Linked DNA regions of Mus musculus: region 1 is linked to region 2. A link is a contact called in ENCODE Hi-C data. All regions are on one chromosome and are shown on one strand. The core of a region is the stretch at or near the end of the contact, and the rest is flanking DNA. Distances in the headings are between cores, read along the strand shown. Region 1 holds the start of Tsga13 (testis specific gene A13). Region 2 holds the start of Cpa2 (carboxypeptidase A2, pancreatic).

Evidence for each region. Hi-C counts contacts between places; a loop is a spot of excess contacts on that map.
Region 1: a loop to region 2 is called in a map of T-helper 17 cell, with 1.8 times the contacts of the local background. The contact joins the promoter of Tsga13 here to the promoter of Cpa2 in region 2. A Hi-C loop is called at or near these places in 8 of 37 maps with a recorded cell type or tissue (Patski, T-helper 17 cell, gastrocnemius and 1 more).

Annotation. Positions count from the first base shown.
Region 1 is chr6:30,913,916-30,920,915 of GRCm38, forward strand. It overlaps Tsga13 (testis specific gene A13), which reads right to left and starts at 1,658. Exons shown (of 8, transcript NM_054073.2): 1 at 1,583-1,658.
Region 2 is chr6:30,537,822-30,544,378 of GRCm38, forward strand. Cpa2 (carboxypeptidase A2, pancreatic) reads left to right here and starts at 3,821. Exons shown (of 11, transcript NM_001024698.3): 1 at 3,821-3,908; 2 at 6,314-6,395. The coding sequence starts at 3,844.

The sequences.
Region 1 (7,000 bases), core at 408-2,907, 370 kb after region 2:
CACCTTTATAATCCCAGCACTCGGGAGGCAGAGGCAGGCGAATTTCTGAGTTCGAGACCAGCCTGGTCTACAAAGTGAGTTCCAGGACAGCCAGAGCTATACAGAGAAACCTTGTCTCGGAAAAAAAAAATTAAAAAGAAGGAGGAGGAGGAGGAGGAGGAGGAGGAGGAGGAGGAGGAGGAGGAGGAGGAGGAAAAATACGCACTAATACATTAGTGACTTCATTTCTTACAAGTCTCAATTTCATCTGTAAAGTTAAATCATTAATTGAAGGATTTAAAGGTGACAGTCTAATACGGTTAATGGGAGATTTACCTATTTAAGGATTATAAATGAAATGAAATGAAATGAAATGAAATGAAATGAAATAAAATGAAATGAAATATGTACAATGGAAAGGGAAAGTCTGAAGAACTTCTTCCAACTTTCAAGTTCCCTTTTCTTTCAACTTACAACAATCCTTATCCACAGCTAAGGCCTGAGAAGCTGGGGAAAGTGTGTGTGTGTGTGTGTGTGTGTGTGTGTGTGTGTGTGTGTGTGTGTGTGCACATGAGCACGTGTGTGTATGTGTGTGCGCTATACTTATTAAACAAGATTTATTTTACTTTTAATTATGTATGAAGGACATGTGTGCACAAGGGCAGGTGCCTGCAGAGGCCAGAGGTCTCAGATTTCCCTGAAGCTAAAGTGAAAGATAGTTGTGAGCCGCCTGAAGTGAGTGTTGGAAGTAAAATTCAGGTCCTCTGCAAGAACACCAAGCAGCCTTAAGTGCTGAGCTACCTCTCCAGTTCCTGCTGCACTTCTTAGTATGGACTATCAGAAGTGTGAGGACCAGCTTAGGGAACCTGCCGTTTAGAGAAAAGAGAGGTTAATGAGGCTGGGGAAGGAGGTGTCCTCAGGGATGTGGGACTTAAGAGTTTTGTTGGATGGTGTGTGAAGCCCCCCAGACTGGAAGGCTAGTGGCCGATGTTTTGAGTAGTAAGAAATAAAGGGAGGTAACCTATGAGGGCCTTAAAAATGAAGAACGTTGATAAAAACCACCATCTGGAAAAAATGTTCCAAATTCCTATCAATAGGTTCCCCACATTAGGATTTATTTCTAGTTTGCTTGTCTACACATACAAACAAACAAGTCCAGACTTTGACTGGATTGACTTAAATCCTGAAAGTTCCCTTCTTGGGATGTGAGCTAGTAAGTTCTTTGTTCTTTTTTCATGTTTAGCTTTCCTAGAACTGTCTCTCTAGTTTTGAGTATGTATTAAAATTGAAATTAAAAATTTTCTACCAATGAGAAGTTGTACATTTTCTTTGTGTGCAGCCCAGGCTGGAGGGGAAGAATCCCACAGAAATAAAAACTACATTCACAATAGAAAGATATATCTGGGCGTGGTGGCACGTGAGTGCTGTCCCAGCTTCTCGGAAGGCTGAAGGAGAAGGATGCTTTGCGTTCAGGAGGTTGAGACCATCCTGGCAAAATAGAGAGATCATGACAAAGAAAGGAAAGGCAAGCAGGAAAGAACAGCAGGGGAGGAAGAGAGAGAAGGGAAAGAGGAAGAAAAGAGAAGGACCTGGCTTGTGGTACCTTTAAGGATACTAGGAAATCTCAGGAAGAGACAAGTCCTTAACAGGGAAGCTTTCCGTGCTGAAGACAATGAGTCTCTTCTAGATTCTGAAGGACTAGCAATCTAGAATGCTGAAGTACTCTGTTCTAAAGACAGAATGTAAGGGACAAAGACACACATTAAAAAAAAATTCTGCATGATCTGTCCTTATCTATCTGACCTATCCTCTTCCTCCCGCTGACTGGCCAGCATCTCTTCATTGCTTCCTTAACCAACATTCTCATCTCATCTCTCAACACAGTAAGTGTGTTATACACACAGGGAATACATCTCTCTCATACCCACCCCCATCCTAGAACACACTCCTCCTAACCATTGGATTCTTCTTTCTTTATGCTGCTACTCAGATCGACTTTCCGGTCAATGTCTTTGGGCATTGTTTTTGGTGTGCATTAAGTGTCTCATAGCTCTATTTGTATTTTGCTTACATACTGACTGATCTAGTATGTAAGCAAAGTCAGCTAGCTCCTTAAAAATGGAAATGTGACATTTATGTATATTTTCAGCCACTCTGTGCTTTGTATGTTAGGCCCTCAAAGCTTATTTTAAAATATGTGATAATGCATCAGACACCATCCTAGGTCACCCAAACATAAATTCAATGTGTTTCTCAACCTTAATGAGAACGATTAACCCAGAAAGGAGCACAAAGTGCAACAAAAGGTGACACCCACATTAGAGACAATCTCAGGATGCCATGGGGGCAATGAGGAAGACCCAAGACCTGGCATTTCCTGAAGCATGGTTATTAAACTTTCCCTTCAATTCTCTGAGCTTTGCCAATATCCATTCAAATAAACATTTTTAGCCTAAATTAATCAGAGCTCATTTCTATGACTTCTAACAACTGCAAAAATACCTAAATACATAATTGTCACTAAAGCACACAGTGGCTGTGGAGAGAGAGAAAAGATATCAGGATGGCAGGGTTCACAAATGTTTCCTGATATAACAGTAGGATTACTAGACCCAGGCAGTCATGGGATAGTAGTAATACATCACATTTTAGTTTTCTTGCCTAATATGTGGAAGTGAGGATACAATTCACCAAGCTATAGAGAAATAGAGAATGGGCAAATGAGAAGAATGAACAACAGTTTGAGTTTGGTCAGTTGACTATTTGGGGCAAATAGGGTCATTAGTGAATAGTTTAAAAGATGAGTCTGAAGGTCATGGTGTAGTCCAGTAGTAGAACCCATGCTTGGCATGTATGAGACATCCCAGGTTTAGTCCCTAGCACCAAAATAAGATAAAATATAATATAAAAAAATGAATCCAGAGCTTAGAAGAGACAAGTTTTGGGCTGCAGATTGGAATTTTACATGAACCCAAGTTCATTGGTTGATACCTAATCCCGATATAAGGGTATGAAAAGTCACAGACTTTAGGGTAAATTATTGATACTCTTGTAAGGGAGGCTCCAGGAAGCATCGATGTCCCTTCTGCCATATAAGGGCACAACTTAGATACCATTTGAGACCTAGGAAGTGGGTCTGCATCAGAAGCAGCATCTACCAGCACCTTGGTCTTGAATTTTCAGGCCCTAGAACCACGAGAGATAAAATTCTGTGGTTTATAAGCCACTCAGCATTTTGCTATAACAATCCAACTGGATTAAGACATTTGGGATACAAGTCCATATTTCAGAGCCAGCCACAAGTGTATGTGCTAGTTTGGAACAGTGAACTAGATGAGACTATGCAGATAAAGAAATGATGTGCTGAAAAGATATAGGACAGAGCCCCAAAATACACAAACATGTCAAGGATTCTAAAGAGACAGGATCTTTATAGAACCCAGAAGAAAGGCCAGGACCTGGAGGAGAAGCAGGAAAAAGTAGCTACATAGTCATCAGACAATGGCCTCCAGTAGAAGAGACATAGTCTGTCTTAGAGGCAGCATCTCAACTGTTGCTCCTGATATGAGAGGAGAGTAAAAACATCGGCCAGCTATGGAGGGGCATGCCTATGATCCCAGCATTTAGAAGATGAACATTCCAAGACCAAGGAGGTCAATATCTTCTTCAGTTACATAGGAAGTCTGAGATGATCTTGGGCTACAGTAGATCCTGCCTCAAGAAAGCACTTCACAAAGATGAACAAAGCCTTAACGAACAAATCAAGGGCTTACATCCTTGATACCAGCACTTAGGAGGCAGAGGCAAGTGGACCTCTGAGTTCGAGGCCAGCCTGGTCTACAAAACAAGCCCCAGAACAGCCAGGGATACACAGTGAAACCCTGTCTCGAAAGCTTGAGAGAGAGAGAGAGAGAGAGAGAGAGAGAGAGCGCAACTGATAGACTGAAAAAGATCTAGCAGGCTTGAGTTCCTGGAAGAGCCAGGGTTTGCTCAAAGCCTCAGAGACCATCTGGTAAAAGATAATGTGAATGGCCACTGCTGTCTTTTTTGAGGCATAGGGGTCTGCACCAACCATAACTCAGGGTATGAATCACTTCCTGCAACTACTTGGATGTCTATGATTAATAAGACGTAAAGGCAGAACTCCTCACCTTTTTATCTTCAGAACTTTCCACATTCAGCTGTAGTCCATCCCCCAGAAACATCTATGTTTGAATGACGGGGTCCTGGAGGTGATGTTATACACTTTAACTTCTTTTCAAAACCTTTGTGTGTCTGTGTGTGGTGACTCACACCTTTAATTCCAGCACTCTGGAGGCAGAGGCAGGCAGATTTCTGTGAGTTTGAAGTCAAGCTGGTCTACATAGTGAGTTCAAGGACAATCAGGGCTATGTAGTGAGACAATGTCTTAAAAAACAAAAACAACTCTGTGTCTGTCTTTGTGTCTCTGTGTCTGTCTCTCTGTCTCTGTGTCCCTGTGTCTGTCTGTCTCTGTCTCTCTGTCTGTCTGTCTCAGTCTCTGTCTCTGTCTCTGTGTGTGTGTGTGTGTGTGTGTGTGTGTGTGTGTGTGTGTGTGTGTGTGTAAGTGCCTAGGGGGTACGAGAGGATGTTAGATCCTATAAGCTAGACTTACAGGCTTTCATGAGCTGCCTGATGTAGGTGCTGGGAACTAAACACTTCCAATTTTGGTTCTCCCCTTTTCAAATAGCTGCGGACAACATATGAAGCTTTTCTTTTTATTGGACAGAGCTCAGTCTTTCCAGTTCATAACCCAGCCACAGTCTCAAAGCCACCTTCTAGAAAGAAAACCAAGAGGGAGCTTGCACTTACGTGATCATGTGTATGCATATTGATTACTTTGGAGCCTATATGGGAAAGACACACAATTGGAACATCTTAAATGCTTGATGCAATATCCTGGCTGTGGGGAAAAGCACATATTTTAATATATTACATTGATTCAGGCACTGTAGAACCAGAAAATCAAAGTTTTAGAAAGCTGCCTCTTTAGGAAAGGAAGAATGGAAGGAAAAAAGGAAGGAAGGGAGGGAGGGAGGAAGGAAGGAGAGAAGGAAGGAGAGGAGGAGGGGAAGGGGTAAGGGGGAGGAGAGGGGAGAGGGGGAGGAGAGGAGAGGAGAGAAAGGAAGAAAACCTACAGGAAACTGGAGATTAGGCAAGAAGATCTGCTTAGCAACCTGACCTCCATCTGTGGGCAAAAAAGTGAAATTGGGCTTATAAATTCATTCACCACAACACACCACATCTGAAGAGAATCAGTATTACCCAGAGATAAATGACTGGAAGATTATCTAAGTGAATACATTCTGCAAGGAGGTAAATCCCACAGCAGTAATAGCCCACATGGCACTGTGAGAAGCTGAGGCAGGGTGGCAGAAATGGAGAACAATTGAGATTGAGCAGGATGATGATGGCAACCCTAAAAACCAGGAACCAGGACCAGGGAATACGTTCGTGTGCCTACCTTTGTTACAAGTGGGGAAATCTGCTTCCATGAGAGTAGAGACTCTTCCCCCCTCTGTACGACACTAAACGGAAATTCGGCCTAGTGTTGGATTCTCAGAGCTCTAAGGACCAAGAGAAAAACATGAAGGAAAACAGTGGGTTCTAAAAGCACACAGTGCATAGGGAGAGGTCCAGGGGCATGGATGGGCAAACCCTTGGGACTGGACATGCCTGTGTGTCAATTTCCAAGACAGGAGGTAGACAGGAAAGGAATGGGGGGGGGGGTGTACTTTCCATCTAAGGCATCCCTTCCATTTCCCAGTGTGCTCTTTTCTTCTCGAGCTAATTTAATGGAACCAATGTAGCAGTTCTTTAACCTTTAAATGTGAGCTTCAAAGGCGCCGTTGTAATACAGAATGCTTTAGCAAACAGACATGATCAGTGCAGATCACTGTCTGACGGAGAAAGAAAATTATTAATCTTAGAGATTTCTACCCAGATAATGGGAGACATTTGTGTCACAACTGAGCATAATTGATTCTACTCACAGGAGGGGACTCTAGGCAACCAGAAATGATTTATCAGTGTCTCAGTGATACTGAAACCACAAAAAAAAAGCTTCTTCCATCCTCTCACTGTGTGTGGTGGATGCGTTGGCCAAAGGATAACTTCAGTTTTTCCTCAGCTGCTGCCCACCTTGTGTTTTAGAGAATGGGTCCCTGGCCGGCCTGGGACTAGCCAGATGGGACCTGCCAGGGAGTTTTTAGGGATCTGCTTGCCTTTACTCCCCAGTGCTGGGATTACAAATCCACACCATCAAATCTAACTATTTTAGATGCTTTCGGGGGGTGGAGCTCGGGTCTTATGCTTATGAAAAGCAAGCACTTGACTCTCTGAGCCACACCTAGAGCCCCATCCTCTCACTCTCTGAGTATTGTCTCCTCCTCCTGTATTTCAAAATGACTCCAGATTCTGTGTAGCAGACTCTAGTCTCCAACAGTTAACCCAGGGTAATACAAAATTGTACCAAATTACTATCATACATATGCCCATACCTTAAATATTCACTGCTGGACTGCATATTGAATCTTACTGCTGGCAAAAGCTTTGAGAGAATCCACGTTAGTAGCGTTAGAGGGCTGGGGGGGGAGGGCTCTCAGGGAGGTCTCTTCTTTCCGCTCAGCTTTCTCTGAAGAGGATAATTCATATTGCTATTTGTATTTCCTTTTCTTCTGGCCGAGGCCTCTAGGTATTGAAATTTTGTCTAGAAGTGCATAGCTCAGCCCTGTGTCCTGGCTCTTTGTTCCCCTGTCCTGCATCCAGAGTTTAACTTTAGTTTGTCCTTCTGGGACCTTTGCTTCTTTTGAGCTAGTTATTTACCTACTGTCTCTTGGCTCTAAGCCCCTACCTTACCCCCTTTTAAATCCCACCCTGAGGTACTATATCTCCCAGGTTCCCTTGTCCAGAGAAATTCCTATTAGTTTCTGTCAAAACGAGGCACTTGACTGAAGGAGAAGAGAAACCCTTCCTGTTTTTCCAGTTCTCATCAGCCTCTCTC
Region 2 (6,557 bases), core at 2,571-5,070:
ACCAGAATTTGGGGAATTGGTTCTCTCCTATGTGGGCCAAGTAACCAAACTCAGGTGGCAGGAACTTTTATCAACTGACTCATCTTGTCCCTGTAAATTTTATTTATTTAATGCCGTGGTGCCGGGGATCAGCTCCAGGGACTTGTGTGTACCAGGCAAATGCTCTGCCCATGAGCCACTCAGACTTCTTAAAATGCTTAATCTGTGTGTGTATCCATTTTCAGTAGTGTTCATATTCTACACACAAACACACCCTTGCCTCACCCTCCACCCCAGCTGCACTCCCCTCCCCCGCCGAACCAGCCTGGCCTTGAACATCCCCTAACTCCCCCTTGGCCTTTTAGCTAGTGAGATTACAGACATATGCAACTATGCCCAGCAGGGCTTCACTTTTAAACAAAATTTCTAGTTTAGAATCACTTTCAGAATAACTTTACATTTACAGAAAGAGTTGTCAAGATGGTAGAGAGGCGGCTGGGACTCCCTTCCCCCGGCTTCTGCGAACACTCACATCTTGTCCAAACACAGACATTCCATAACGGCTTAAAGGTGTCTTGCTTTAAAGGTGCTGCGAAGAATCAGGCGGCTCTGATGGGAATTTTTGTTTAAAGCCTGGCTGATTGAAACCATAAATTCTGTGTATTTTGCAGTCAAAGCGCTATGTGCTGAAGCAGTGTTAGGAGTTCATTAACTCTGCTGCAGAACTCACTTTGCTACAAATAAACAGACTTCAACAGACAAAGACGTCCACGTCCGGAGTTTTGATGTGGAGGACTTTTGGGGTCTGGAAACTGTTCTGAGGGATTTAATTTGTGGTTGGGTCTCCTCTGGTTCCGTATAGCATTCCCCCTTTACCTTGTGGTTAGGCTGTTTCACCTTCTGGGGTTAAAGGGCAAAACCCTGAGTAGCGTGCCCAGCTACATCCTGGTCCGGAGCAACGTGCCATCAGACCATTTTCTACAGGGACCTATCATCTTTCTCCTAAATTACAGCTTCCCCGGGATTCTTTGTTAAAGGCACATTTGGTCAAAAATTGTCTTTTCCTAGAGCTGAGTAGAATTACTTGGTGGTAATCGGGCCCTGTGGAGCTTCAAAGCTGGGAACCAGAGCCAGAGGACAGTGTTCTTGGTGCCTGCTCTACCTCCGATCAGCCCTGGGGCTTTCTGTAGGCCCTTCCTCTGGGGCGTGTGTATGTGTGTGTCATTCCTTCATTCCTAAAGCACAGACTGTCTAAGACCTCTTTCTGGCTGGAAATTTTTCTCAGTGATTCTCAAGAACAGATTTTTATCAGGGATGATGGATATGTGATATGTCACACTGATTGTGGTGATGTGGGTATATACCTATGTCAAAACTTATCAAACGGTGTGTTTAAAATACATGCAGTTTGGTATATGCTATCCTGTTTCTAGAATTAGAAAATGGAGAACACAATGCTCTGTCATGATATGATCTTTACATCGTCAGAAACAGAAACAAAGACCTCTTAGAACTTACAGCCTTATCCGCTTTCCAGCTGTTTTTACCATTTTAATTCTCTCTCTCTCTTCCTCCTCTCTCTCCCTCCACTCCCTCCTTTAGATCTTCTCTCCTCCCTTCCCCTTCCTTCTTTATGCTGTTCTTTCTTTCTTTCCCCTACAGGGTTTTGTTGTGTAGCCCACACTTATTCTACCTCATGATCTTCCTGCTGCAGCCTGTGGTAGATTATAGGTGTGTGTCACCATACTCAGCTGTTTGTCATTTATTTATTTAGGAGACAAAGTTTGTCTGTGTAGCCCTGGTTGTCCTGGAACTCACTCTGTAGACCAGGCTGGCCTTGAACTCACCAGAGATCCACCTACCTCTGCCTCCCTAGTGCTTTGATGGAAGGCATGTGTCATTATGACTCCTTGACTTGGCTGTGTGCTCGGTTTCCCCAGCTCTCCCCCAACTTGCATTTGCCTGCCACTAGCAATTCAGATCTCTTATCTTTCTTTCACCACATACTCCCTGTCTTGAGACTTAGCTTGAGGGCCAGTTTGTGGGTGCTGGGAATCAAACACAGATCCTCTGGAAGAGATGCCAATGTTCTTAACCACTGAGCCATGTCTCAAGCCCTGTCTGACTCTTAAGAGTCCAACGGGGGCTCATCTGGCGGAGTGCTTTCCTGACATGCACAAAGCCCGGGGTTTGACCTTTGTCACCACGCCAACTGGGCATGGTGGCACAAGTCTGCAGTCCTAGTACTCAGAAGGTAGAGGCAGGAGGATCAAGAGTTCAATGTCACCCTCAGCTACATCAGCCATCTGGGCTCAAAAATAAACAAGACAGAACCAAACAAAATGAACACCAAAAACAAAACAAAAAAGAACAAAAAACACATGACCCCAAACCAATTAACCAAGCAAAAAACCTAGAACAAAACAAAAACATAAGCATAAACATAAAAAAAAACAAACTAAATAATGTCTTCAACTAGAAACATGACATGTGTGCCTTTCTCTTTTGAGCAGTTGCTTGAGAATTTTAATCCAGGGATTTAAATTGTGTGCAGATAAAAATTTTGATATACAAAGGAAAGTAGGAAAAGTCTCTACAGCTGTTTGTGGTTGATTTTTGCCAGGTGGAATATAATGTGTAGATGATAAATCAGATTCCTATTTATGCGGATACAATAAATAGGATTCCTAAAAGAAAATAGGTATACTCAGTCTCCATGTAGACAGTGAACAAAGTTAGATCATGGAAGGTCTATGTGTATAGACAAAGAAAAATTACTTTCATCTAAAAATAATTTTTGTTAGTACAATCTTTGCTTTGGAAAAAACCACAAACATAACAAAACAAAACAAGCCGGGTATGAAGGCAGATGCTTGTAATCTCAGCACTTGGGAGCTAGACACAGGGGTACTGGGGGTTCAAAGCTAGTGTCAGCTCCAAAACCAGTTTGAAAACAATCTGAGGGAGGAAGGGAGGGAGGGAGGGAGAGAGGGAGGGAGGGAAAGAGGGAGGGAGGGAGAGAGAAAGAAGGGAGAGAGAGAGGGGGAGGGAGAGAGAGAGAGACAGAAAGAGAAAGAGAGAGAGAGAGAGTTGCAAATTGCCTAAAGAAATTCAGAGAAACAGATACCAAATCTACTGCTTTCTTGCATAGGGGAATTCGTGATGCAGTAAAACCTCTCCTTGAAACACAAACTTTCTCAACAAGTGTCTTTACTGCTAGGATCCGGAAAGACATTGTCATTTTGAGAAGACACCTAGCAATAGAGGTATTAATTTGGTACAAATGCAGATGGATCACTTTAGAGACAGTGTGGGATTAAATATTACAAGGCATTCTGTTTTGCTTATTTAATAGAGAGTGAGGCCGGGCCGGGCCACATCTCCAGGGACCCTGGGCAGATGTGGACTGAGTGGCTTCAGCGCTTCAGAGTAAACACTGTAAAAATAAATGAATGAGCAAAGTAATGGGATATGATGGACGGGACTCTGGGTAATTACTGTAAACGCTTTGTCTGAGACCCAGAAAGGACTTTAACCTTTAGGTTTATTAACCTGGCTTCTATCACCCAGCAGGGCTAGCAGCACTTAGGTTCTCATCAAAAACAACTGATTTGCCCTTGGTATGCTTAGCAATTTTGTTTTCTTTCCATTGAAATCTGTTATCTCACCCTAAAAAAGGAAAATATACAGACTGGCCATAGCGTGCTCTGGTATCTGGGACCTTGAGAACTTCACAAGCGGTGAGAATTTGGCCATATGGGAATTCCTTTGAATTCTCCTAGAGTCAATAGAGAGCTCTCAGCCCTGCTCCCTATAAAGTTCAGGAAGGGCTCTGAACTCTGGACTCTGGGAAAAGCATTGACCATGAGGTTGACCCCGTTATTGGTTGCCCTATTTGGGTATATCTACTGTCAAGAAACATTTGTGGGGTAAGCGAGACTTTCTGGTGTTTATCTGAATTCTACTTACTTGATTCCCGAAACCTTTCATTTGTTCACAGCTTGGTCACAGAATAAGGGATGCATGTGTTCTGTGTTTTCAGAGCCCTCTTAGGTTGGGGGGAGATAGCGGGAAAGGTAGGAGCTGATCAAAGTGGAGATGAATGACTGTAGAGGTGGAAAGGAGTGGAAACCATCAAAAGCCCCAACGAGAGACCTTTTATCTGGTAATAAAGAGTAGGATTGCACGTTGGGGGCACTTACAGACTGTGGTGGCTTCTACTTAGTATGTACAGACAACAGAGGACAGGCTAGGGATTTTGCAGGAGGAGAAATGTATTTTGAATGGTACTGCCTTGGCACTTCCAGTGCCTGTGGGAGCCTGCAGTCTCTGACTGGAGACTGAGGATAAGTACTGTGTGAAGTTAGTCTGGGAATTCCCTCATCATTTGCTAAGGAAGAATAGCTTTAAAGATAGGGCAGGCTGTCTTTGGGAGAGTTGGTTCTGTGAGATGAGTTCAAGACCTATTCCTCTTCCTTTCCCAGGACCTTAGACAATATTTTATGGGCTGCCACAGGAGTGACTCCATTTTGTAAAAATGAATGTTCACAGAACTGACCTCACCCCCCCCCCCATCCCCCTTTCCCTCCAGTGGTCAGAATGTGGGGATGACAGACAGCAGGGAAGACAGGCTAAGTCTACACTTGCCTCAGGCGTTGTCGTTGTCGTTGTAAGGGCCTGTCTCCCACCCACCTCCCACCTCTCTGGACTTTATCCTTCCTGTCAGCACTTGTCTTCCTATTTTCTTATCTGGGTGGTAGGGCCTCCTCAGGGGTCCGGAGGGCCTGTTCGGGCTGCAAGTGTCAGGTGATAGATACCTCTTCTGTCTTTAGGACTCACTCACCTTGGTTTTGAAATCCTTTGACTCTTTGTTTCGTTGGTCTTTTGAGACAGGCTCTCACTCTGTAGACCCAGCAGCCCCCGAGCTCAGCTAGGACTTAGGCTGCCAGCAGCCCCCTAACCTGTAGCCTTCCTGCCACTTTTGCCTCCCAAGTTCCAGGCTTCTAGGTGTGAGCCACCCGCACCAGTCCTGATTCCACAGTTCTGTAAGGGTGCATTTTTGGAGGGTTTTCTAAGGGAATCAATGAAGCCATGAAATTTGATTTGGGAATCAGAGAACGAAATGAACTTTAGGATTTCTAGAATGTTGACTAAGTAAGTATGCATTAGAAATCTATGAGGGATTTTTTTTTTTAAGTTACATTCCCTCCTTTTTTTGGCTGCGCAACTCCTAGGGCTTCCATCCCTTAGAAACCGTACTAGGAACTTCTAGTCTAATCTGCTCCTTTCCCCAGCCCCCACTTTAAGTATGGACTCTTGGGAGTCCATGCGTTAACTAGAAGTAATGAGACCCAAATGGAGGAATTTTCAGACCATTTGTGGCAGATGGCTACTTGCAGGCAGAAGGGCCTGGAAGAGCTTGCGTTCTGCCACTTGTGTGTCACCCGGGAGAGCCGTGGAAACCGTGTGGAGCTCTTTGAAGGCCTGGCTTCCCGTTCTCACCCGTCCTAGTGCGGGTGTTCTCAGCGCATTTGCTCCTTCTCCAGAGCACACGCACAGGAAGTCAGCCCGCTGGGAACACAGAAAGATGCAGAAAGAAAAGGCTCTGCTACTAAGGAAAGGCTCTTCCATCCAAACTTTTCGCTAACAATACACTTGCCAGTTTGGGAATTTCTCTTTTCTGCCATGATACGGTTTTTTCTCCTTTGAGCTTCTGTGAGCTTGTGGGTATGACCCACCACTTGATTTGCCTGGGCCTCATTTTCCTCTTGCTGTGCCTCAAGTTTGTTTAGACCGTGGGACCTGGGGATGCTACTCTGTTACATTTTCAGTCACGAAAATCAAACAAACAAACAAACAAACAAACAAAAAAGCAACCAGAAAACTTCATGTGTCCCCAGATGTGGCTCTAACTCCTCTTACGAGCACTAAATTAATTACTCTCCCTGCCCTCTTTCTTCCTTTTTTTTCCTCTCTGAAAAGCAGGAACAGACAAGTCTTAGAAGCCAGTGCTTTATGAGCAGCAGGTGTTGTTTGACAAATACTCATTAGCTCACGGAAAGGGAACTTTAACGGCAAGCAAGCTTCCTGCTAGGAGCAGGTACACCTCTTCATTATTATTTAGATAACATTTCCTTGGAGGAAATCAAGCTGTTTGATCACCTCCTCATTCCGGGGATGTGGGTCAGGGCAGGATTTATTAGTTTCTGGCTTGTGAACGGGATTATTGACTGCTGCATTCACGTCCCTGCAGAGGCTGACCGGAGCACAAAACAACAGGAAATGGTGAACAGCTTTGGCTTCTAAGGTCCTGTCTGTGGTTAATCTATTTCAGAGATCAAGTTCTTGAGGTGATCCCGAATGATGAAGAGCAAATTAAGACTCTGCTGCAACTGGAGGCCGAAGAGCACCTTGAGGTATTGGTCATCCCATCAGCATTTTCTCTCTTCAGTAAATAAAGTCGGCGCGATTGGCAGCTACTTCGGGTCTGTAGTTTGACTCCTTGGAGGTAATGTGGGATGCCGACTCCTAGAACCTGGACTTTAGCTCCAACTCTACAGCCCCGAGCAAATGGCCTT